Regions from separate parts of the Homo sapiens genome. Here region 1 is linked to region 2. A link is an interaction called in ENCODE POLR2A ChIA-PET data of the cell type or tissue named here. Cell type or tissue: MCF 10A. All regions are shown on one strand. Links, peaks and the distances in the headings refer to the core of each region. The heading gives the core; the rest is flanking DNA. Region 1 overlaps UNC5C (unc-5 netrin receptor C). Region 2 overlaps LINC02267 (long intergenic non-protein coding RNA 2267).

Region 1 (12,606 bases), core at 4,713-9,712, 1.3 Mb before region 2:
AAGGCCAAACTATGGAGACAGTAAAAAGATTAGTGGTTGCTGGGGGTTAGTGGGGAGGGAGAGATGAACTGGTAGAAGACAGAGGATATTTAGGGCAAGGAAAATACTTTGTATGATACTATAATGATGGATACATGTTGTTATACATTGGCCAAAACCCACAGAATGTACAACAGTAAGAGTGAACCCTAATGTAAACTGTGGACTCTGGTCGATAATGATGTGTCAATGTAGGTTCATCAACTGTAAGAAATGTACCACTCTGGTACAGGATGTTAATAATGAGGGAGGCTATGCATATGTGGGAGGGAGTGCCATCTGTGGGATAGCTCTGTACCTCTCTCTCAAATTTGCTGTGAACTTCAAAAAGTCTTTAAAATAATTTTCAGTCGGAAGGTTAACATGTATTCAAACATTAATTTGTGGAATAGGATGAGGATGATTATTTATTTAAGTGTCATGATTAAATGTACCCAAAATCAATGATAAAAATGCCTGGTTTACCTTCAATTACCTATTAGAAAAGAAATGCACTTCAAAATACACACCACAAAACACAAATGGTGGAATCTTCGACCATTTGTTTTCCTTTTAATCTTTGTCACATGACATTGTCTCACCACAGTTCTAGTGTTCTCTTCCTAATATTTATGGTTCAAAGTCAATGAAGTAAGCTGTTTGAATTATTAAGTACCAATTATCTTCAAATAAAATATATTCACAAAGCCATTCCTCTTGCATGTTACTTCATGACCTGTTTTTCTCTGTAGGGTCTCACCCTTGGAAGGTGCAGTGGAAATGAAAATTACATTGAAAGCAGCTTTCCTTTTATCATGATGATAGACCCAAGACTATATGCAGCCTAAGAACGTGAAAGAACCCATGAATGGTGGTGAGCTCCACAGCTTACAGAAGTCCTAGTGGTGTTTAGCAGGATGTTTTCCTAAATCTTGAACATGGCTTTGAGGAATTCACAGTCTGACCTCCACTCACTTCTTCAAGCTCATCTTTACATCCCACCTCCTTAGCCACTCACACATCATTCTTCATCCAGATTTATACACTTGTGGACCCTAAAAGTACCATTTTCTCTCTAGCCCCTATGTCTTTTTACTCAAGTAAACCTGAGTTTAAAATGTCTTCACCCTCTCATACCCCATGCACTTCCAACTGCCTTTAGGTAACTCCCATGCGACCTTCAGCTCTCAGCTCGAATCTCAGTGCTACCATCTTTTAATTTAGGTTCCCTTCCTGTGCAGTTTCCTAGCACCCCTTATGCTCACCCCCATACCACTCTATAGTGATGGTAGAAAGCAGAGTTCAAAAATGTGTCCAAGTACCACAGGTATCAGAATCATCTCGAAAGCCTGTTAAAACTCAGATTTCTAGGTTCCATCTTGGTCTTACTGAATTGAAATCTCTGGTAATGGGGCTGAGAGATGTGTACTTTAAATAATTTTCCCAGCTAATACCTATGTATTCTAACTTCAGAAACACTAGAGTGGGAAATATATTCTTAGGAAGGATAAAAACACAGATTGAGGCTACTTTTCCTTTCTTAAAATATCAATAAAATAAGGGGTAAAGACTAAAAAAAAATGTTTTAAAAGTGGACTATAGACTTTACATGGGAGTAGAACCGTCGACATGTCTGAAGGTCACAACTCTCTAGGTGGTTTTCCTTTTCTAGTCTAAAAAATGAAATCATGTCCTACACATGTCATTCCATTCCTCCCTACAGGAAATAGAGTAATGGCTCTGCTAAAAAAGACCAGAGTTAAAGTGTGTGTGTGTATTCAAGAGAAGTACCTTTAGAAGAGACATTTTAATTAACCCCAATTTAATAGACAATGCTGAAACACAGGGGACTTAAGACATTCCTGACCTATAGCTTTTCAGTGATAATGATGATGATAAATGAGGCTACATTCTCCAGTCTAGAAATACTTGCCACAGGCATGATTTCTGAACAAATTGCTTCCCTCATTTGTCACTGCCCCGTATCAAGTAATAATGATCTCAAGCACAAGAACAGAAAGCCTAGGGAAACAAATGTAAGAGATGTAAAAGGAAATGAATAGAAGTGAGGTTATGACGCTTTGGAGACATTTTTTAAAAAGTTAAATTCCAATGAAGATAGTTTAGAAATTGGAATGACCCTCAAGTTTGGTTCTCCAATCAGTATTTGTGTTTCCTGAACAATCTTGGTGTTGATTCTTAGATTTTAATTAGCAATGGTGCTACGGTAAAAGGATCCTCAGCAATTTCTCACAGACTCCGGGCCATTTGCTCTCATTATAAAAGTCTACTTTCATCGTTCCTGCAGTATCATTGATCTTAACACAGTTGCTAAGGCCAACACTCATGTCATTATTTTTGATGTAACATGAAGAATAAAAATAAGTTCCTCTGTAAAAACCTAAGACATATTTTATTTTTTAAATGTCTGATGGCCTGTCAGAAAAAGAGGGATAATCATACAGTTTTCCAAATGCTAAACTATTTCTTTATGTGAGTCAAAAACATTGATTTTGGCGTTTTGCCTACACCAAGAAAACCAGTGCTTTGAAGGCAATGAGCAAGTGACAATTTACACAGAGCCTGTTATAATCCCTCACCCCCTACCTTCCTGGAAAAGCAGAATTCACAGTGGTTGGTCAGAACCCTGTTTGGGGCTGGAATAGGCCAAAACCACTCAGAAGTTTCTAGAGCCAATTAAATACCCCTGATTTACTGATTTAATAAAGAAACTCTGTCTTCTGACCTCAAAGGGTCAATAAGAACAAACATCAATAAAAGGGAAATGTTTTCATTGAAAACATGGGGAGATCAAGCACAAGGCTTCTAACATTGTGTGATGCACTAATTTATCAGCAAAATGCTCATAGTGGGTAGCAACTCATCAAGGAAAAGAGCAATCTGCTCCACAGCCTTCACACTATGCTACTTACATTTTCACAGAAACAAGTTAGAATCTAAACTACTGAATACACTGAGACTCTTGGGTACCCTTAGCTACTTTCAAAGAAACAATTGTTCTTTCTTTTATGTCAGTTACGTCAACCACAAATCTTAAAAAACTTTAAAAGTAGAATCTTCTGCTGAGAACTGATTACACTAATAGACTCCAGTGTGTTCACCTCCTTTCTGCCACACTGACAGGTACTGGGTGGACAGTTGAGGATTGATGCATTCTAGTCTAAGAGATTTGTGTTTATACTTAGTCAAAGAAATACCTCATCAAAGATTTGATAGTTTAAGTAATGTAAAATGATGCAAATAATTTAAAATGATTTCTTTAAAGTGATGAGATATGCTTATTATTTTAAAATGCAGGTATCAATTCCATAAAAATAAAAAATCACAGAGCAAGAATCAAATGGTAATATCCTAGAATAATCCTTCTTTTTGGGTTTTGGGATTTTGTATGATTATTATATATCTCCTTATTTTCATTTTGGAGCATTTATTTTTTCCAAAACTGTTATGAATATTTTCAAACATACAGCAAAGTTGAAGAAATTTTGCAGTGAATATCTGTATATCTACCACTTCAATTTATTAGTAACTTACTTTACTAGTTTCATCATACTTCTATATATTTATCCACTCCTCTATCAATTTTATCTTTTTGATGCATTTCAATGTAAATTACAAACCCAAGAACCGTCCCAGTAAATATTTAAACATGTATATCATTAACCAGAGTTCAATATTTGTTTAGATTTTTTTCATGCAATATTTACACAAAATAGAATTCACAAATATTAAGTTTACATTCACTGAGTTTTGACAAATGCATCCAAACTCATCTCAGTTAAAATCCAAACCTTCTACCAAGTATGATCTGGCTCCAGCCTGTTTCTCTACTCACGATGCCAGCCCAGCATGCCTACCCAGCTCACTCATCTTCAGCCTTCTCTCTTTTTCTCACACAGCTGAGCTCTTGATGCCTTCACAGCCTGTGCACAAGTTAATCCTTCCTTTTGTCCCTCCTCATCTTCGATCATCACTTTTAAATATCACTTCCTTAAAAATGCCTTCCCTGCCTGCCCATATAGATTATGTCTTCCCAGTTATGCTCTATAATTATTATCAAAATGTGAATTATACATGTTTATGTTTTCTTTGTTTAATGTCTGTGTGCTTTGTTAGTTTACATGTTCCATGATTGTAGGGACTATATATTTCTAATCCACTAGTTCATCTAACACAGGGAAACAGGATGCAGATAGCAGTTGACTGAATGAATTATAGCCCTCTTTGATCTCTTCTTTCTTGGACATTACTTGTTCATTCTACAATAATGCATCACATTATCTCATAATCAATTTATAAATTTATCTTTTATCTCTTCCTCTTCACAGTAAGGTCTGAGATCCAATGCTTATTCATTCATTCATACATGTTTACTAAGCACCTACTCTGTACCCGACAATGAAACAGATACATATAATACAGTCTGAAAAGTGTTCTGGAAACGCAAGAAGGGGCACCTTACTTGAATCGGAGGGAAAGGAAAAGACGGACTTGCCATTGAAGGTGGCCTCCAAGCTGAGGCTTGGAATAGATCTTAGCTTTATATACTTCCTTTACACACTAAATTCAGACCACCTTCTCTCTCATGTGTGAACTCCCTTTCACTTTTATTGACATGGACTGTGGAGCACTTTTCCCTACATGGAGAAAGAGAGCTAGTAATAATAAGGTGTCAGAGTGACTCTCGCTTGGTTTCTGGCAAGTAAAATCTAGGAAAAGTTCAAAGCCATGACTATATTATCTTTCTCCGCATTGGTCTCCTTCTTGAATATCCCACAGTGACTATGAAGTTTCAGCTCAAAGAACTTATTATTTTTCTACTCTGTACACTGGAGTCTAGCTCCAGAATATGAAAGCACAGCAGTGCAAGGGCCACAGAGGCACTGCAGTTTGTCAAAGCCCATTCCCTACCAATATTTGTTAACTTCTCTCAGAGTACAGCAACACATCACAGAAGAGTTTTGCTCTTGCAGAAAAACGTACAACAGGAAATGGATAGTTGAATACATTTTGCATGTCCCACACTTTCATTTGCTCCCTTAAATATATTCATTCATTAAATGAATACAGTGCCATGGTTGCTTGTACTGACTGGTTGGGAATCACAAATTCCAGAGATAGAGTACAAGGAAGCAGACAAACAAAAGGTTTTGAAATGTTGCATGATTACTAAGTGGCCCTCCCAATTCTGATATCCCTTTCAAGTAAGGTGTCACTTCTCAGTGCAAAACCCAGTGTGAATGAATGAATCAAGTTGGACAGGGAGGTTGATGTTCAGTTTTTCATAATGGTACACAGAAAAATCAAAATGTTGTCATTTAATTATGTTTATGTTAGTGACATTATTAAATAGCCACCTCTTTTTTACCACAGCTAGGTTCACCGTCTTCAATTAGAAAGTTAGAGTGCCTGTCTCTCAGATGTTTAGTCTTCTGTCATAACTCTTATTTTAAAAACATGAATTACTAACAGGGAAAAATTTGAGCATGACACAAATTTCCCATCTAATTATGCATTACTTTACTTGTGAGGAACAATGTGTGACTATAGAAAACTGCATCCAATGAACCAAGCTACATAGCAATATACAAAATACATACACATAACCCTTCAAACATCTAACAGGTATCTCAGTTTGCCATGTGTGTTAGGGACCATACCCATCCACATCTGGTGTTACAATTTTCTGTCTGATTTCAGATAACCCTCCTTCCACCTCTTCACAGTAACTCCCAAGCTGCAACTCTTCCAACATCCTCTTCCATAAGCAAACTTAGGTCTCTTTCAAGGTGAAGTCCATATTTATTGTAGCGTTTATATTTCTTAACCATTTGCATGTGTAGAAATATTCCATCAGTTTTATTAGGCTTCTATATTTGTGTGTATTTAATTCAAATTTTGCATGTTATGCTCCAATCCTATTTCCCCCACAAACTCTTGTGATTTTTATTTCCAATTTTGCATAGTGAGATAAATTTAAGGAACATTTATGTCATGTATAGCAGAACTGATTGGACAATTTCCTGTTGTTATTTATGTGATTTTTATGAAGCTTTTCTCCACAATTTAAAAGTGTCCTATAATAGAGATGCAAATTTATATTAAAATAATTTTTATTCCAATAATATCCACAGATTACCCATTTTCAGAGTTGGTAATAACTGGAGAGATGAGAAATTATAATTTATCTGATGAAAAAAAAAATCCAAAGAGAAAATTCATAGGATCAATCATTAACAGCTAGATAAAAAGTAATAACCCATAGTATATTTTTCTGAAATGGAGGAAGTACCCCTCTATTAAATAATATATAATATTTTCAAAAAACTGCAAGAATTATTTTCTTGGAGGTGGACTCTGAAATATTTTTGAAGCTAGAAAAGATTCCTCCATAGGAAAAAGAGTAAAAACAAAACTCATAATTACTAAATTAAAGACAAATTGTAACCAGAGTGATTGTCCAAATATTACACTGTGAGCTGTGCAGATATATAACTAATTACAGAAACTGCTATGGATGGATGGTCTAATCCTTGTTTGGGCACTTTTTTTGAGGCAGTCTTCTTGCTAAAAATGTAAAGACTGGTCACTCAACAAAAGGCCCCAGGTTGTTTCTCTTAATTAAGTCTAGGAGTAACTCAGGGAAAAATGAACACGTTCAAGCTGCTGAAATATCAGAATATTTTGCTAATATATATAAGAATAATGCTAGTCAATCTATAACCAATAGAAATACAGAATAAGCTAATAAAACAATTGAGGAAGGGTGTGGGAAAGATGCCCTCATGACATTATGCTCTATTTTTCTAGAACACAGCCAATATTATAATCTTAGAAATAATGATCTTTAATGGAATTTTCTAGCATCTAATTTCTATGACAGATGTACTATGGGATTTTCATAATGCTTCAATGAAGGCAGGAGACATTTTTTTGAAGTGCTCATAAACTCAGAATAAACTGCCTTTAATCGAACATAGATTTTTGCTTGCCTTTTTCTTTCTTGAAAAAAAAAAAAAAACAGAGACATATAAAACAGCAGGTCTGCAACTTTCTCACTGAGGAAATAAAGGGAAAAAACCTGACAGAGCAAATCCAAACCAATTAAGCAAAACAGAAACCATTTGAAAGTCAGTAAAAGCATAGCTGAACATCAAATATAGGTCTATTATTGATGTGAATCAATTATGCAATTCTAATTGTGAGATTTACATTAGTGTATCATGTCAATTCTTATATATTAAATGTATTTTATTTAAAATATTACAAAAAATTCATATTTAGATAGTCCTGAATATTGAATTTGCATTTCTATACTATCATAGTTCTTTTTCTACAATCTAAAATTCTCAAGGATTCAAAAAGTACACAAGATTTTAAATTATTAAGACCAATAATTCCATTTACTGAATATCTACAAATCATAGTATCGTATAAATGAGAAAAAAAGCTTTTCTTTATTTCTGTGGCATATTGTAAAAGGAACTTGTAGCACTTGGGAAAAAATACAGAATTTTATAAGAGATGCTGAATAACCTTTAGGAAATAAAGGAGATAGCCCTTCTTTCATGCATATACATGATAAAATAAGAAACTATAAAATAAACTACAGAAAATTTTTGACTATCAGACATCACCCATATTTTGTAGGTACCTACTACAACTGTAATTAGCTTTCTTGCAACTCTGCAAATTTGCAAGTAAGTTGAATTACCTGGGCCCTATTATTGAAATGAAGGTCTGCCATTGACGCTGATAGAGCATCAGTGGTAAGGTCTCATGCAATGGCACATGATTGTGTAAGAAAAGCAATAGCCCTACTAAGAAAACTTTGCTAAATTGTTTTGCAGCATCCAAAGAAATAAAATAGAGTGGTAGGATCTTTATCAGAGCCCAGGACTTCCGTGTGATTAATTAGCTGTGGTTTATTTGGATGGTAAAGATAAAGGCAGAGCTGCAGGTAAACTTTGCACATTCATGCTTCTAAATTCATTAATACTATGTGTGAATTTTCTTTTCCATCACTATAACAAAACTCATGGTAAAAGAAACTTTGCCTCACAGGATCTCCATTTACAGATATATATTGGCACCATTCTACCAGATCAGGATTTTAGGTAAGTCAATCAACATAACTAAAAATTTGTTGTTTGCTGTTGCTGTTGTTATTGCTTTTGCCAGGGACCACTCTAGTTTTAATAAGATATTTCTCAGAAAGATGGTGAGGACCCTGGACCTGAACTCAGAGGTTCCATGACCATGTCAAAGTACTACCAGTGAAAATTAAAAACCTTCTTCTCCCATTAAAACAAAGCTCCCAAATTACCACATATCAATATTTATCAGTGCAGATTAGAAGAATGAATTCTGGTGGCTCTGGAGCCAAGATAACTTTCTGGGAACAGATATCCTCTTATTTAATAATTCAACTATAGGAACGTCTCTTTTTGAAAATATCATATAAATAAAATGAACACAAAAATACATGAAAAGTATAGCATAATGCAAAAGTATATGTCTCAAAACAGAAAAATTTGGTTTGCAAAAAATGTTTTTAGCTTTTTGCTGATACATAGAGATAGCAATAATATAGTTATCACTCAAAAATCCTTAAGAGCTAGGCATACAGTGTACATAGGGTTTGGTACTATCCATCATTTCAGGCAACTACAGGGGTTCTTGGAACATAGTTCCTGCAGATAAGGAAGGACTGCTATATGATTATTTCCATTCTGCATCTGATGAATCTAAGCACACATTCTATGAAATGTACCAGAATATAAAATATTGTGTGTGCATTCCTAAACAGCTGATTTTATTGATTGATTTATTTGTAAACTTTGCAGAGAGCATTGCTGCTTTCTGTAGATATTTAGTTTTCCAGAAATGAGCCTCTAGATACCTATCTTCTCCTTTTCCAGTTATCCATAATCATTGAGGAAACCCATCAATAAACGGAGGATAGGACGAGGTCTTCCCTAAATGCTAAGGGTCTTTCCTTCTCCCCAAGTGAAGATGGTACAAGGTAGCTTTGTTTTCAATCTTTAAATCTCCCAAAACTCTATCAGTGATTTCAGTCTCTTTCTACCCTGTCATGTAGCAGGAAAAATTATACCCTGGTGCATATCCAAGTTCACAGGCCACATTGAGCTTATTTTTCTTTTACAGGCCCTTGCAGTAAGCAGTTCCATTATAAACAATCTGCTTTATCAAGGCTGGCCCCAACAAATACAGATAAATAATAAAACATCTCAAGCTTCTAGAATGGAAAAGATTTATAAGCACGGCTGGCGTGGATGATGTAAAGAAGGGTTCAAAGGCTGTTTGAACCATAAACTCAAGAGGAAAAATCTGAATCATTTAGCAAAAAGAAGTGTTACATGAGGTTTTGGTTTTTTTTTTTTTGTTTCCTCTTCTCCTTCTTATGTTTTAAGGGAAAGTTTATTTAACACAAAGCACAAGCATCCCCTTTGTTATTGGATATGGTTAGAGTCACAGATATGCTTTTGATAGATGAAAGAGAAATACTTCTGGAAACAAAATATTTTATTTGAAGGAAACCTTCCAAAAACATGTCACATACTTCCGTGTTAATGTGATAAGTTGAATATGTAATTGAAACTTTTTTGATTGTATAAAAAGCATCATTTCCCAAAGTGCATTCTAGAAGCAGGATGTTAATGGTGTTTTGGGAAAAAAGGTGTTCTGAGGTCAAATAAATTTGGGAGATGCTGATGTCAATTTGGATTTGCTTAGAACAATGAATATTCCCATTTAGACTGGCTAATTGGGTGGGAAACGTAAACCCATATGTCAGGGCGTGTATTGACCCCACAGGCACTAAGAAATTGAATGTCAGTCTTTTTCTTCTAATTTCATGGCACCACTCTGTCACCAACTCCTTCCTAGAGGTTGAAATGTTAGAAAAGGAGAGGAAAAAAAGAGAGAATACAGGAAGAGAGGACAAGCTAAGAGCTGACCTACTCAATCATGCTGTTTATTTTCCCTTATGCACTAGGAGACATTTCTCTCCTGCATTTTGTGCAAAATCGGCCACCTGTTGCTGCTTCTGCTTTCCATTGGTGGTTCTGCCTCTGCTGTTCTCTGGCAATGCAGCGACCCTCAGATACCTTTGTTGGTTTTCCTGCAGAGATTATAAAATCACAGAGAGGCTATTGTTCTGCACGGATAGGAAAGCCAGAAGTACACGTAATGGAGAAAGGGAGACAGTAGATTGTTTTCAGTAGGAGGTGGCTTACCTGTGTTTGCTGCCTTTGTTCTGTTTGTTTCCCTATGTGCTAGTATTAGAGAAGGGAATAAATGTGGAAAAGAGACAACCCAGATGAATTTAGTCACATCTTAAAAAATATTTTGCTCTCCAAATGTAAGAAATTCAAACAAAACAGACCAATTTTTTCAACCTTCATTAACAGCAATTTAGTATCATATACCATTCAGAGAGGATGTTAGGCTCTCTCCAGTTATTCAGTACTTTCATGATTATTTCAAATATTGGTATGACTTTTAATTAAAGTATGAGTAGAAGACTCTACTTACTTCTTTCCACTCAAAAATACTGCATATATAGCTAATTTCACTTGTATATAATTTTAAGGCATTCTAGGTTTTTAGATAGCAGTAATGGTGATAATTAGTAAGAGAAAATTAAGATTCCGAAGACCTGACACCGAAAAAAAAAGCAGTAAGTCCCAAAAGGAGGGAAGATTCCTGGAGTGCTTGAATAACATTTGGCCATGCCTCAGTGAACTTGAAAGAAACTCGGTGAAATTTAAAAAGTACTTATCAGCAACCATAGCTCTAACATGCTTTTCTTTAATAAATAATACTTAACACTTACTGCTTACATCACAATTTTCATCTTCAATGTACTTTACAAACATTAAGTAATTTTTATAATACTCTTGGGAATTAACAATGCTATTTCTGCATTTATATAGAGTCGCTCATTTGAAGAATCTGAAAGGACTTCACAAATATTAAATATAAGCCACATTCAATTTTAAAAAAGAGAAATAAAAACGAAACTGGACAGGTCATTGGAAATAGAGTCTATATACTATTGGAATTAAGAATTTCTGATTTCTAAATTTGGTTTTGACCACATAAAAGCATTCCTTTATGGAGGCTGCTTAAATTCAACGGTGTCTTAAAAACTGCTTAAAAAATTAATATACAAGGACAATTTCAATGTCAGGCCACCAGACTTCTGCTTTTGTGTCATGTTTCTATTCATTCCTGAACAAATATGGCTATGTCCTCATTTCCTAGCTCAACAAAAGGAAGCAGTGGAACTGCTAATACAGAAATCCTTCCAAATGAACTTCAAATGAATGCATTATGCTCTTTGCGTAAATTTCACTTTCAAAATTGTATGTTTCAAAAGATAATATTAAAATTATTTAATGAATAACGAAGGAGGACTCTGTGATTATCAGTGAAAAATATGCCCAGGTTGTTTTATTTTTCAATCAATATTTGACTAATAAAGAAATTGCTAAATTACTTTGGCCTAATGTTATTTGTTTAAGTTAGCACTCAATTTTTCTTTATTCTAAGTAACTCTGCAAATCAATGTTTTGGAGATCTTGCAAAAACTAGGTATAATTACACTGTTCTGTATATGAATATGTAATACATATATATACATAGACACATAATATATGTAATGTAACTAATTACATAAATTATTTTATTTAATTATCACAGCAAAAGACCTGTATCATTATCACTGTTTTACAGATGAATTAAGTGAGGCACAGTGATGTGACTTACCTAACTAAGGCAATATATCTAGTGAATGGTACAGTCAGAATTCAAACCCAAACAGTCTGTTTCAGGAGGCTGGACTCTTGAGCACTGTTCAGAATAAGTTGCTCTCATGAAGCTAAATAGTATAGTAAACTAGTAAGATTAACACGCTAAGCAGGTCAGTTGGTGGATCACCCAGCACAGAGCAAAGAAAGGCAACCTGGTTAGTGTAAAGAATTTATGACTTCCATTCAGGAGCCCAGTTTGGTGAATTGCTTGTATAGTCTACTAGACATGTGACGCTGTGAACCATGTCAACTTTTTGAGTTTTAACTCTCTTAACAGTAGTAGCGCAGGGGTAGAGAGAAAGAGATTGAATTATCTTTGAAGACTTCAAGACTTTCAAAGTCTTGAAGGACCCTACTGTTTTTTGATTGTTTGTTTATTTGTTTGTTTGTTTTGAAACAGGGTTTGGTCTGTTGCCCAGGCTGGAGTGCAGTGGTGTGATCATAGATCACTGTAGCCTTGAATTCCTGGGCTCAAGTGATCCTCTCACATTAGCCCCCTGTGTAGCTGGGACTACAGGCATGTGCAACCATGCCCAGCTAATTTTTTTTTTTTTTTTTTTGTAGAGACAGGGTATCACTATGTTGCCCAGGCTGGTCTTAAGTTCCTGGTCTCAAGCGATCTTCCCTCCTTGGCCTCCCAAAGTGCTGGGATTACATGTGTGACCCATCAAGCCCGCCTGTTTTTTAGAGATGGAGTCGTGCTATGTTGCCCAGGCTGGCCTCCAACTCC
Region 2 (12,606 bases), core at 4,048-9,047:
CTGAATTTTATCAAATGCTTGTCTGCATCTATGAGGTAATTGTGTGGTTTTTGTCCTTCATTCTGCTAATGGAATATATCACACTTATTGATTTGTGTATGCTGAGCCATCTTTGCATCCTTGCATACACTTATTGATTTGTGTATGCTGAGCCATCCTTGCAATAATAATAAAATAAGAATAAATCCCACTTGACCATGGTATGTTATCTTTTTGATATGCTGTTGGGTTCTGTTTGCTAGTATTTTATTGAGGACTTTTGTGTCTATATTTTTCAGAAATACTAGCCTACAGTTTTCTTTTTTGTTGCATCTTTTCTGGTTTTGGTATCAGGATAATGCTGGCCTCGTAGAATGAGTTAGGAAGAATTTCCTCCTCTTCAATTTTTTGATAGAGTTTGAGAATTGATGTTAGTTCCTCTGTATATGTTTGGTAGTACTTGACAGTGAAGCCATCTGATCATGAGCTTTTCTTTATTGGAAGATTTTTTTATTACTGATTAAATCTTATTACTCATTATTGGTCTGTTCAGGTTTTCTATTCATCTTGATTCAATGTTGGTAAGATTTATGTGTCCAGAAATTTATCTATTTCCTCAATGTTTTCCAGTATGTTAGTGTGAATTTGTTCATAATAATCTCTGCCTATCTTTTGTATTTCTGAGTTATTTGTTCTGATGTGTCCATTTTTCTTACTGATTTTATTTGAGTCCTCTCTTTTCTTCCTGGTTAGTCTGGATAGCAGCTGATTAATTTTATCTTTTAAAAAACTGATTTTCTGTTGATTCTCTATATAGTTGTATTAGTCCTTATTTCCTTTAGTTCTGCTCTGATTTTTATGATTTCTTTCCTTCTACTAATTTTCGCTCTGATTTGTTTTTGCTATTCTAGTTCCTAGAGTTGAATCATTAGGTTGTTTTATTTAAAATCCTTTGCTTTTATGACATAGACATTTTTTGCTATAAACTTCCCTCTTAGCACTGTTTTTCCTGTATCCCATAGGTTTTGGTAGGTTTGTTTGCATTTTCGTTTGTTTCAATTTTTTTTTTATTTTCTTCTTACTTTTTAAATTGAGCTAATGGTCTTTCAGGAGCATGTTGTTTAAGATCCAGGTATTTGTACAACTATCAAACTTCTTATTGATTTCTTGGTTTATTCCATTGTGGTCTGAGATGATACTTTATATGATTTTGGTTTTTGAAAATGCATTGGGACTTCTTTTGTGGCCTAACATATGGTGGATCCTGGAGAAAGTTCTATGTGCTGATGAGAAGAATGTGTATTCTTCAGTTTTTAAATAAAATGTTCTGTAAATACCTGTTAAGGTTATTTAGTCTAAAGTACCACTTAAATCCTGTGTTTCTTTGTTGATTTTCTGTCTAGAAGATCTGTCTAATGCTGAGAGTGGGGTGCCAAAATCCTCAATTATTATTGTATTAGAGTCTATCTCTTCCTTTAGATCTAATAATATTTGCTCTATGTATCTGGGTGCTCTGGTGTTGGGTGCTCCTTTATATCCTCTTGCTGGATTGATCCCTTTATCATTATATAATAACCTTCTTTGTCCCTGTTTATAGTTTTTGACTTAAAGTCTGTTTCATTTGATGCAAGTATAGCTATTCCTGCCTGTTTTTGGTTTTCATTTGCGTGGAATATCTTTTTACAACCCTTTATTTTCAGTCTATATGACACATCACAGGTGAAGTAAGTTTGCTATAAGTAGTATAGAGTTGGGTAAGGTGTTTTTTCCATTCATCCAGCCTATATCTTTTAAATGGATAATTTAATCCATTTACATTCAGCATTATTATTGATATGTAAGTTTTTATTTCTGTCATTTTGCTAATTGTTTTCTGATTGTTTTTTATATCCTTTATTCTTTTCTTCTCTTTTCATTGTTTATCATTGCAGCTTGGTGTTTTTTGTAGTGATGACAACAACAATAACAACAAAAAAAAAAACAGGCTTTTCTGTTCCTCATATGTGTATTTTTCTTTCAAAAGTCTAATAATTGAATTTTAGATTTTTGTCTATTTTTATGACAGTGGATATTATCCTCTCACTTCCAGGCATAGGTCTTCCTTAAACATTTCTTGTAGAGCTGATCTAGTGGTAATGAATTGACTCCGTTTTTGCCTGTCTGGACAAGATTTTATTTCTCCTTCATTTTTGAAGGATAAGTTTATTGGGTGTAGTATTCTTGACTGGCAGGGTTTTGTTTGATTGTTTTCCTCTTTCATCACTTTGAATATATCATCCTATTCTCTCTTGGCCAGTAAGGATTCTGCTGAGCAATCCATTGTTATTCTGATGGGATTTCACTTATATGTGACTTGATTCTTTTCTCTTGCTGTTTTTAGAATTCTCCCTTTTTCTTTGACTATTGACAGATTGACTACAATGTGTCTTGAATAAAACGTTTTTAGGTTGCATGTGTTTGGGAATCTTTGAGCTTCCTGTATTTGGATATTTAAATGTCTTATTAGACTTTGGGAAGTTTTCAGCTATTATTTCCTTAAATCAATTTCTATACCTTTACTCCATTCTTTTCCTCTGGAACACCCATTATTAGAAAATTCTGTCACTATGTGGCATTCCATATGTCAAGTAGGCTTTTCTAATTATGTTTTATTTTTTATTTTTTGTATTTACTGGGTTATTTCTATGACCCATCTTCAATTTTTGAAACAGTTTCTTCTTGATCTGTTGAATCCTTCAATTGTATTTATTATTTCATTCATTGATTTTTTTTATTTGTAGGATTTCTGGGGTTTTTTAAAATAATATTTATCTTTTTGGTGTACTTCTCATTTTTATCCTAAATTGTTTTTCTGATTTATTTGTATTGTTTACTTGTGTTCTCTTGTGTCTTACTGACCTTCTTTAACATTATTATTTTAAATTCTTTTCCAGACATTTCATAATTTTTTTTCATTGGAATCGTTGCTAGAGAATTATTGTGCTCCATTGAAGGTGTCATGTTTCCTTAATTTTTTGTGCTTCTTGTGTCCTTATGTTGATACCTGTGCATCTGGTATAACAGTCACTTTTCCAATTTTTTGGATTGGCTTTCATAGTGGAAGACTTTTTCCTGTAGATATGCCTATGGCGTTTGTTTGGTAAGGCACTTTAGCTTTGATTCTGTGTGCATGCAGTAATGCAGTCTTTGAAGCATTTCTTCAGCTGTAAACAGCATCACTCATGTTTGTGATTTCTTCAGTGGCTTAGGTTGAAGTTGTCAGTGGAGGCTGTGTTGATGATTTTCTGGGGATGAGGATGTCAGGTTGCCAGTCCTTGGCTTCAATTGTTATAGTAGTGGGCTGTGTGTGCTTCTCCTGGACCCCTAAGTGACATATGCATGCACTGATATTAACAGGTTCAAGTGGGTTATTGGTTTGTTCCTTAGGCCTTCATACAACTTGCTTAAGTGACAGCAGTGACAGCAGTGAACTTCGCATGGAGGTGTGTCCCTGGATCATTGGGCAGCATGTATGGCATGCATGATGGCAGTGGCTGTGGCAGAACAACCCTCAGGCTAACAGGTGGCACAAAGTGGTATTAGCCTTGGCAGCAACAGACTCAGAGGGCCAGTCCCCAGGCCCCCAAGTGGTGTGTGTGTGGAGGGGGTTCCAGCAATGGTGGTGGCAGCATGCTGGGCAGGTCCATCTTCAGGTCCCCAGGAGGAGTGTATGGGTGCTGGTGGTGGTGGATAGGGCAGGGCAATACCCAGGCTTCTGGATGGCATGCTCAGCAATGGCAGTCGTTCTGAGCATACCGTTAGCTTTCTAAATGTGTGCATGCATGCCCAGGGCAACTGATAGAGGGATAGAGGTGAATCCCCAGGCTCCAGATAGAGTGCTGGAACTGCAGGGGTACAATGCCAGGCTGGGTGCATCTATCCTTAAGCCCCATGACGGTGTACACAGGTGCAGGCTGTGGTGGGCTAAGCAGGGAAACCCCCAGGCCTATGGATGGTGTGCTTGGGCACTAATTGTTGCAGGTATTCTGGTCCTGTTATTAGGGCTCCCGGCAGTGCATAGGCATACCCAAGGTGACTGACAAGGCCCCCTGGGTGGTGTGCTCAGGCACTGGGAGAAGTGGCTCCTGGTAGTTGGTCCTCAGGGCTACATAGGTAAAAGCTGTGAATGGGGTTGGAGGGTGAGCCAATTCTGAAGTTCCTGGGTAGTGTGCTTGGGTAGTTGTGGCTGCAGCGGCAGTTGGCAGGGAGAACCCATCATCAGGGCATGTGTAAGTGCACTGTGGCTGTGCTGCTGAGGGGAGCCTGGATGCTATCAGTAAGAGCAGCTTTAGGCGGAGGGCACTCAGATGCTAGGGAGCATATACTTTGGCTCCCTTTGTCCTGAGAGCAGCCTCCCCAGTGTGCTACATCATTCATTTTCCAAAGTATAGGATAGTGTGTGGGCTAGAGTGCTGGAGATCTGCCTGCACTATGGGTCCAACAAGTGTCATGCCACTACATCCCTCTGGATGGATGTAGGAGATGTTGCTAGGTCTCCAGGGATGTGGAAATGCTGAGACTGTTGGAACCCGGGGCCTAATACTGTCTGATGGGGGTTGGGATCTCAAAATGGTGCCATGCTACTACTGCTTGGGTTTCAGGAATTGTGTGAGATGTGAGACCCCAGTGTGAACTTCATCTCTGGAGCACTGCCTTTGCATAGACTCCAGGTAGCTCCTTTTACTAGTCTCAGAGTCTACAGGGATAGAGGAGCTCTCCTGTGATAAGGATTGCAGGAATCCATGGTATGAATATGGATTGCTGGGGACCTCTCATTTACTCTTTCCCAATACTAAGGAGCCTTTGCAGGCTCACAGCCGATCCCGGCTGGGCTGGCTATCTTGCTTCCTTCTTCCACGCCTCAGGTGTTTTCTGTCATTTCTTTGTTGCATTCTAGTGATCTCTGTTAGATACTCTATTTAAAGTGTGATTATCCACTCCCTGTTTTGATTCTTCCTTGTGGAGGAGGCAAGTGTCACATGCCTCTAGTAATTCATGATGAAGGCCCCCTTCAAAAAGTTTTTAAAATAAAAATCAGCAATTTCTCCACTCCAAAAAAGTCACCATCCATATATGATGCAAATAAAAATGACTTCAGGGTTTTGTGTAGTTGACATTAGGTAGGAAAAGTTATTCTATTTGACACGCATCCAAGGAATGCTCTCATTTTAATGGCTCAGTTATTGTGACATTCAATAACTAGAGTGGAAAACATAATCCCAGGATATTACTTGCATAAAAGAAGAGTTCAGTACATTGGCATTATCAGTCCTGCCCACAGGTGTCAGCCACTTACCACATGCATGTCTGCATGCACAGGTTTACTTTTGGCTCATGTTCATGTCTATCACTTCTTCCTCCTGTGATCTGCCTAAAATGTAATGTTCAACATGTCCTATATCTCTCAAGATGCTTGTTACTCTTTGAAATTTAGTTCACCTACAACTTCAATCTTACAAAATCTCTAGAGGGGTAAAGTTATAATTATGCAATTCGTATGGCTTTTTTTGGTGGTGGGGAAGCAATATCTTTCTCTTAATGGCTTTCTAAGTAAAAGTGGAACTCAAGTTTATTTTTCATATTGAAAACTTAGGCCAAGTGTGGTGGCTAATGCCTGTAATTCCAGCACTTTGGGAGGCCGAGGCAGGCAGATCATCTGAGGTCGGGAGTTCCAGACCAGCCTGACCAACATGGAGAAACCCCTTCTCTACTAAAAATACAAAATTAGCTGGGTGTGGTGGTGCATGCCTGTAAATCCAGCTACTCAGGAGGCTGAGGCAGGAGAATCGCTTGAACCCAGGAGATGGAGGTTGCAGTGAGCCGAGATCAGACCATTGCACTTTAGCCTGGATGACAGAGTGAGACTTTGTCTAAAAAAAAAAAAAAAAGTAAACTTAATAATTGACTGTGTCTCCCAATTTAACTGGAGCATGAAAGCTCATAACAAAAATGAAGTTCAATAATTATATCAATAAAAAAATCTGGCTTAAATATTTTATTTTATTCAGATTTCCCTACCTGTTCTTGGTTTTCCTATCTCTATTATGTCAGTAGCACATGCATTTATTTTCATCTATTTAAGACTTTGTGGTTTGAAATGGGTTAAAGTTTAAAATATGTGTTATTACTCTTCATTTTACAAGTGAAAAATGAGAGGCACAAACAGTTTGAATAATTTATCTAGACACATGTAGATTGTTGCTTATAGCCCAATTTGCATGTCAACTCAATCGAATATTAGTATTTGTGCATATCTGGGAAAGTCTGTCAAATTGAGTCAAAGTCTGTTTGTATCAAGAACTTAGAAGTCTCTTGGGAATCTATTTACGCTATGGGAAGAAAGAAAAGCAGACAAGTTTGATCTAGTAACAAAACATTAGTCATTAGAGTCAGGGGATAATCAGAATTTAGTAAGGTGTTTGTAACTCAAATGTGTCTTCTGACTCACTTTCTCATAGGGAATGGGTGATTCTTCCAAAGTCCTCAGGCACTGGGCCAAGATTACACTAAAGAACACAAGCGCAAACTATTAGAGGTGGTATATTTAAAAACTCAAACGCTGACAAGTTCAATATTTTTCGCTTTCTCCTGGTGTGAAAAAAGTAGCCACTTCTTTTACAGCCACTGTGATATGGTGCCTTCCATACTGTAGGTTGTCAAAAAATGTTTATCAAATAATACACGTATTGAATAACTTGCAGTTCCCCTCATTTGTTTAGCTTTGGTGAATACAGACCACATTATTGTAAGACAATTTCTTCTTGATTTAGTTCTTAAATGGCATATCCCTTAAGTACAGCACATTCTAGCACAATAAACGTATCTCTGAGGCACTACAGTACACACATTACACACTCATGAATTCTTGCTATTCATGTGCCTATCCTTGCTCTTGTTTCTCTTTCCACACAATCTGGCTAGATTCCAAGTAAAAATTATCATTCACTTATCACAATAATTAATTTTTGTTTACTATTGATACATCCATTCCTACATTCTTCACAAAAGACAAGGAGAAATGATGCATGTGTGTGTGTGTGTGTGTGTGCATGTGGTAGGCAGAAGTGACAGTAACTGTAGATAAAGGCCACAAGATTTATTTCACAAAAGTTTTTGCAACATATTGCAGTATAAGCACAAAGGCTTTTGGCTTCCCTGAGGAGATAAACAACACTCAAGCAGAGAAAGGAAAACTGCCAGCTACTATAAGGTTCACAAATTGACTTTATCAGACTAAGGTCTTCAAAAAACACAAATGCTTGTGGATATTGACAGCAGCAATGGTGTTACCCAGAGGGAGGCAATGACAGTGATGCCTAATAGTAAACACCTTAGTGAGAGGGGAGAGAATCCCCTAGCATGGCCTCAGATATGGAGGTGACCAGAGTTGAAGAAAGGTAAAAGAGAATGATAGACAAGTTCTGTTTACGTGTGACAGATGACCAGAGTAGATTTAGAATTTACTAAGATGGGGAGACTTCTGAAGGTATAAGCTTTCAATAGAAACAGGATAAATTACCAAGGATTGTCAATTCACAAATGGTTAAAAAGAGGCATATTTAGGATATTAACATACATTAACTACAAATTCTTTATTGTTACTATAAATCCAGTTAGTGGAAGTAAGGGAGAACATTTTCACTATCGTTATTTTTTTTAGTATTATTTAGTATTATTATAACCGTTTTTGCTTCCTAACATAGTACTTACTCTTCTTGTGATTAAAAATATTATTATTTATATGGAAATATAAAATGGTAGAACTGGAGGGGATCTTTGATATCATCTCATGGCATAATATCATATTGCAAGGAGATAATTTGAGCTAAGTACATTATCTAACTTACCCATCTGGTGGTCAAGCATGTATTACTAACTCAGAAAGTCATACTGTGGATCTTATGACACTATACTGTAACATTTGGAACACTGTGCCTTTTCAGAATTGCTATTTTTTGACATAAGCAATCAGATTCAGAATCTAAATTTTGCATGAAACAGAATCATTAAAATAAAAAGTTGTCAAAAACAGCATACAAAAAAGGATAAGAAAATCTAAATTTACATCTTCATATGGATAATTTATAAAATAAATGTTTGAAGTTTCAAAATCAGTTCCATGACTCATGAATTCCATTACTCATTTTGAAAATATCAAATAATCGTGACAGCATGGAGAGAAAAAGTTGAATTCGTACAGATATTTATTTAAAGAGTTGTTGCCGTGTTATGCATTTTCTTGAAAGAGGTGGGTGTCAACACCTCCTTCGCCTAAAGTCTAATGAAGGGGCCTTTATGGGACCACTCAGAGACCTTGAAATGGATTTGTTGCAGTTGAGAGGAAAAGAAGTCTGAGGCCAGACTCAATCACAAGGAAAAAAAACAGCTAAAGTATGTCCTGAGGCAGTAAGATAGAGGTGATTATGTTAGGATCAGGCTAAACTTCCATGATTTTCTTGGATCAAGTAACATATGAATGTTTCCCAGGCAACATAACTGTCCTATATAGAAAATCAAGTAAATCTAGAACCACTTAAATTTTTCTTTCAATAGGATCACCAAAGAGATTGAAGGAAATCCAGTAGTATAGATTCATTGTGGAACATTGATGTGGAATTGAACATCAATGAACCGGGGCCTGAAGTTACTCCTGTGAGTCAGAGTAATAGAAAACATTGTCAAGAGGTAAAAGTTCTGCCTATGGGATTCACCTAAGAACTCTCCAAAAGAAATGAGGACACAATCAGTAAATTCAAAGTTAACGACTTTGTAACTTCAGATTATATGGAACCACTCTCTCCAGTAAGAACCACATTAACTCTACTCGCCACTCACCTCTATTTGATTAGAACAGGAACAGAGGATAGACAGTGAAGAAGGAAGTGAACAAGAAGAAAGAGAGCAATGTTAGAGAATCAAGCAACCCTGTGATACAATGGTAAAATATATTTCACAAAAACAGACACTTCACAAAGAAGGATGTACATTTTTTTAATGGATTGTGCTTTTAGTGTTATTTCCAAGAAATCTTGGGCTAACCCAAGGTAACAAAGATTTCCTCCTTGGTTTTCTTCTAGAAGTTTTATAATTTTAAAATAAATCTTTAGGACTATAAATAATTTTGAGTAAACTTTATTAAATATTACAAAGTATGAATCGGAGTTTTTATTTATTTTTTCATATGGATATCCAATTGTTCCAGCATAATTTTTTTAAATGTCTGTTTTCTGAATTAAATTGCATTTGTAATGGTGAAAAATCAGTTCATTACACATATTTGGCACTATTTACTAATTCTTTATTTGTTTCATTGCTCTATTTGTCAGTCTTCATACCAATACTGCACTGTTTGGCTTAATGTCACTTTAATGTCTTGAAGTCAAGTAGTGTAATTTCTATAACTGCTTCCTTTATTTCCAAAGTTGTTTGGATTATTGTATAATTTTTTGCATTTTTATATGAGTTCTATAATTATCTAGGACATTTTCCTTACAAATCTTTCTGGAACTGTTACTGAGATTGAGTCAGTTGTGTATTGAATCTGTGGATCAATGTTGGGGGAACTGACATCTGAAAAATATTAGGTTTTCTGATCTAAGAAAATTGTTTACTTCTGTTTTTTAATACTTATTTCTCTTGGCAATTTTGTGTAGTTTTAAGTGTTTAGGTCCTTCACATACCATTAATCAGATTTTTTCATAAATTCTAGATAGTTTTTAAGATAGATATTTTGATGCATTTAAAAATTTTCAATTTATGCTTATTGCTGGTATATATAAACACAAATGAGTTTGTTAATATTGATATTATATATCCCACAGCATTGCTAAACTCACTTTTTAGTTCAAATAGCTTATATGTAAGTTTGATTTGGTTTTCTATGTAGACGATTATGTCATCTGCAAGTAAAGGCCATCTAATTCCTTTACTTTTAGGTTGGATTGCTTTTCTTCCTTTTCTTGCCTATTGCACTGGCTAGAATATCCAATGGAAAAAGCTTACACAGAAGAAGTAAACAATGGCATTCTTGCTTTGTTTTTGATCTTAGGGAGAATGCATTCAATCTTTCACCATTAAATATGACGTTAGCTGTAACCTATTTGCAATTGTCCTTGTTATGCTAATGGGAGTTCCCTTCCGTTTCTGGTTTTCTCATAGTTTTTAGAAGAAGTGTATATACATAGTATCAAATGATTTTTCTGTGTCTACTGAGATCATCATATAACGTTCTTGCTTTTAGTCTGTTCATAAGGTAAATTACATCGATCAATTTTTAAAATATATTATATTATATATATTAAACCAAACGCGTTTCTACGATTAAACTCTGCTTGGTTATAATATATCATCCTTTTTAATATATTGTCAGATTTGATTTGTTAAGAATTTGTTAACCTTTTGATCCATGTTCATTAGAGATTATCATTATAGGCAATAAAAGTATAGTTTTTCAGGTTTGTATTTGCTTTTGTTTTTCGAGTAATGTTGGCCTTATAAAATGTCATTAAATATGATTGATCCTCTTTAATTTGGGGAGAAATTTTACCTACTGTTCTTCCTTAAATGTCTGTTAGACTTTCCAGTGAAGCCATTATGACCTAGAGTTTTCTTTGTGGAATTAAAAATAAATTTCAATTGCTTTAATATATATAGAGATAGTTTTCTATGTCTTATTAAATAACTTTAATGGTTTGTGTCTTTCAAGGATTTAGTCTTTTTTAAATTGTTAAGCTCATTGGCATAAAGTTGTTAATATTTTATATTATCATTTTAGTATTTGAAAAATTTGTAAAGGTGTCATTATTCTCATTCCTGATATTGGAATTTGTATATTCTCTCTCTTTTCTCTTGCATCTGAATAGTTTCACTGGCTTATACATTTCACTGATCTTCACAAGGAACTAACTTTTGGTTCCGTTTTTTTTTCTCTACTTTTTGGTCTACTTTTCATTGATTTTTCGCTCTGATGTTTATTTTTTCTTTGTCTACTTTGAGTTTTATTTGCTTTTTACGCAGATTTTAAGGTGGAAAACAAAATTATTGACTTGAGTTATTTCTTCTGTTGTATTAAATAGGCATGTAACGTTACATATTTTCCTATAGGTGATATTTTAGTTGCATCTTACAAATTTTAAAATATGTTTTAATGACATTTTTATTTAGTAAAATATATTTTCTAAAGTGTCTTTTTTCTTTTTTGATCCATGAGTTGTTTAGAAATGTGTTATTTAGTTTCAAATAATTGGGGACTTTTCAGGTATCTTTCTGTTGTTCCACGGTGATCAAAGGACATATTTTGCATGATGTAAATCACTTTCAATTATTTTTACTTGTTTCTGGCCCACAGCTTGGTGTATCTTGGCAAATATTACATGTACACTTGTAAATAATATTTATTCTGCTGTTGTTGAGTGGAGTATTCCATATATGTCGATTAGGTCAATTTTGTTAACAATGTGTTCAAGTCTTCTATATAGTTTTTCGTTAACATTTCTATCAAATATTAAGAAAAATGTGATGAAATATTTAAGTATAGCTATGGATTTGTCTATTTCTCCTTGAAGTTTTATAGATTATTGCTTCATATATTTTGAAGCTGTTATTAGGTACATAAAGTTTTAGATAGTTATTTTCTCTTAATGAACGAGCTCTTTCATTACAATTTATTAGCTCTTATCATCCCTTTTAATATTGTTTTCTCTGACATCGACTTTGTTTGATATTAAAATTAACCACTCCAAATTTTAAAAATTAAGGTTATCATTACATATTATGTTCCACCTCTTTAATTTTTAACATATTTATATTTTTTAAAATATTGTGGATCTTGATTTTTAAAATCTAATCTGATAATCAGTCTTCTAATTTACATTCAATGCTAGTTTATATATGGTTTGCTTTGGCTATCATTTTGCTATTTATTTTCAATTTATTCTACTTGTTCTTTTCGTCATTTTTGCTCTTTTTATACCTCCTTTCACATTAAGTATTTTTTAAAATTCCACTTTAGATTTTTGTTGGCTTATTAGATATATCTCTGAGTTGTACTTTTAGTGATAGCTTAAAGGTTTATAGTGTACATCTGAAACTTATCATAGTCTACCTTCAAGTAATAGTATATGTTTTCATATACGGTATAAAAGCACACTGTATTATACTTGTATTTCTCCCCTTTCAGTCCTTGGGATATTGGTGCCATACTGTTTTACACACACACACACACACACACACACACACACACAAAACACACACACACACACATTTATGAGTTGTTTTTGCATTTAATAGTCAAGTAACTTTTGAAAAGATTTACATAATCATATACAGTATTTTATCTATTCACATAGTTACCAATTCTGATGGTCTTTCAGATCTTGCTTTTAAAGATTTTGCAGGAAGGACCAGAGCATCACTTAGTCTGGGTTTAATTCTTCTCATTATTAAGGCAAAAACATTTTGAAAAGTTTCTTCACTACCCTGAAAATTATGAGGTATACTACTGTGACTATTGGGAACAGGTTCTATTCTCTGCTCTATATGAGGGAGCTTCCAGTATTTTTACCTCTTACTTATATTATTCTGTCTCTG

Evidence for each region. ChIA-PET counts read pairs that join two places held together with the same protein. Peaks named below come from ENCODE experiments on the same cell type or tissue, not always from the same donor. Only the 100,000 strongest peaks of a DNase experiment are listed, where the experiment ranks them.
Region 1: POLR2A ChIA-PET joins it to region 2 with 6 read pairs; 2 of 35 experiments call an interaction of 5 or more read pairs at or near these places.

Annotation. Positions count from the first base shown.
Region 1 is chr4:95,429,953-95,442,558 of GRCh38, forward strand. The region is part of intron 1 of UNC5C (unc-5 netrin receptor C); the gene reads right to left. Among named protein-coding and RNA genes, the nearest start is that of UNC5C, 110 kb to the right of the region's middle. In MCF 10A, for the core only: no CTCF peak of the experiment used is centred there; no DNase peak of the experiment used is centred there.
Region 2 is chr4:96,760,115-96,772,720 of GRCh38, forward strand. All of the region lies in intron 3 of LINC02267 (long intergenic non-protein coding RNA 2267), which reads left to right. Among named protein-coding and RNA genes, the nearest start is that of LINC02267, 460 kb to the left of the region's middle. In MCF 10A, for the core only: no CTCF peak of the experiment used is centred there; a DNase peak (open chromatin) is centred at 6,487.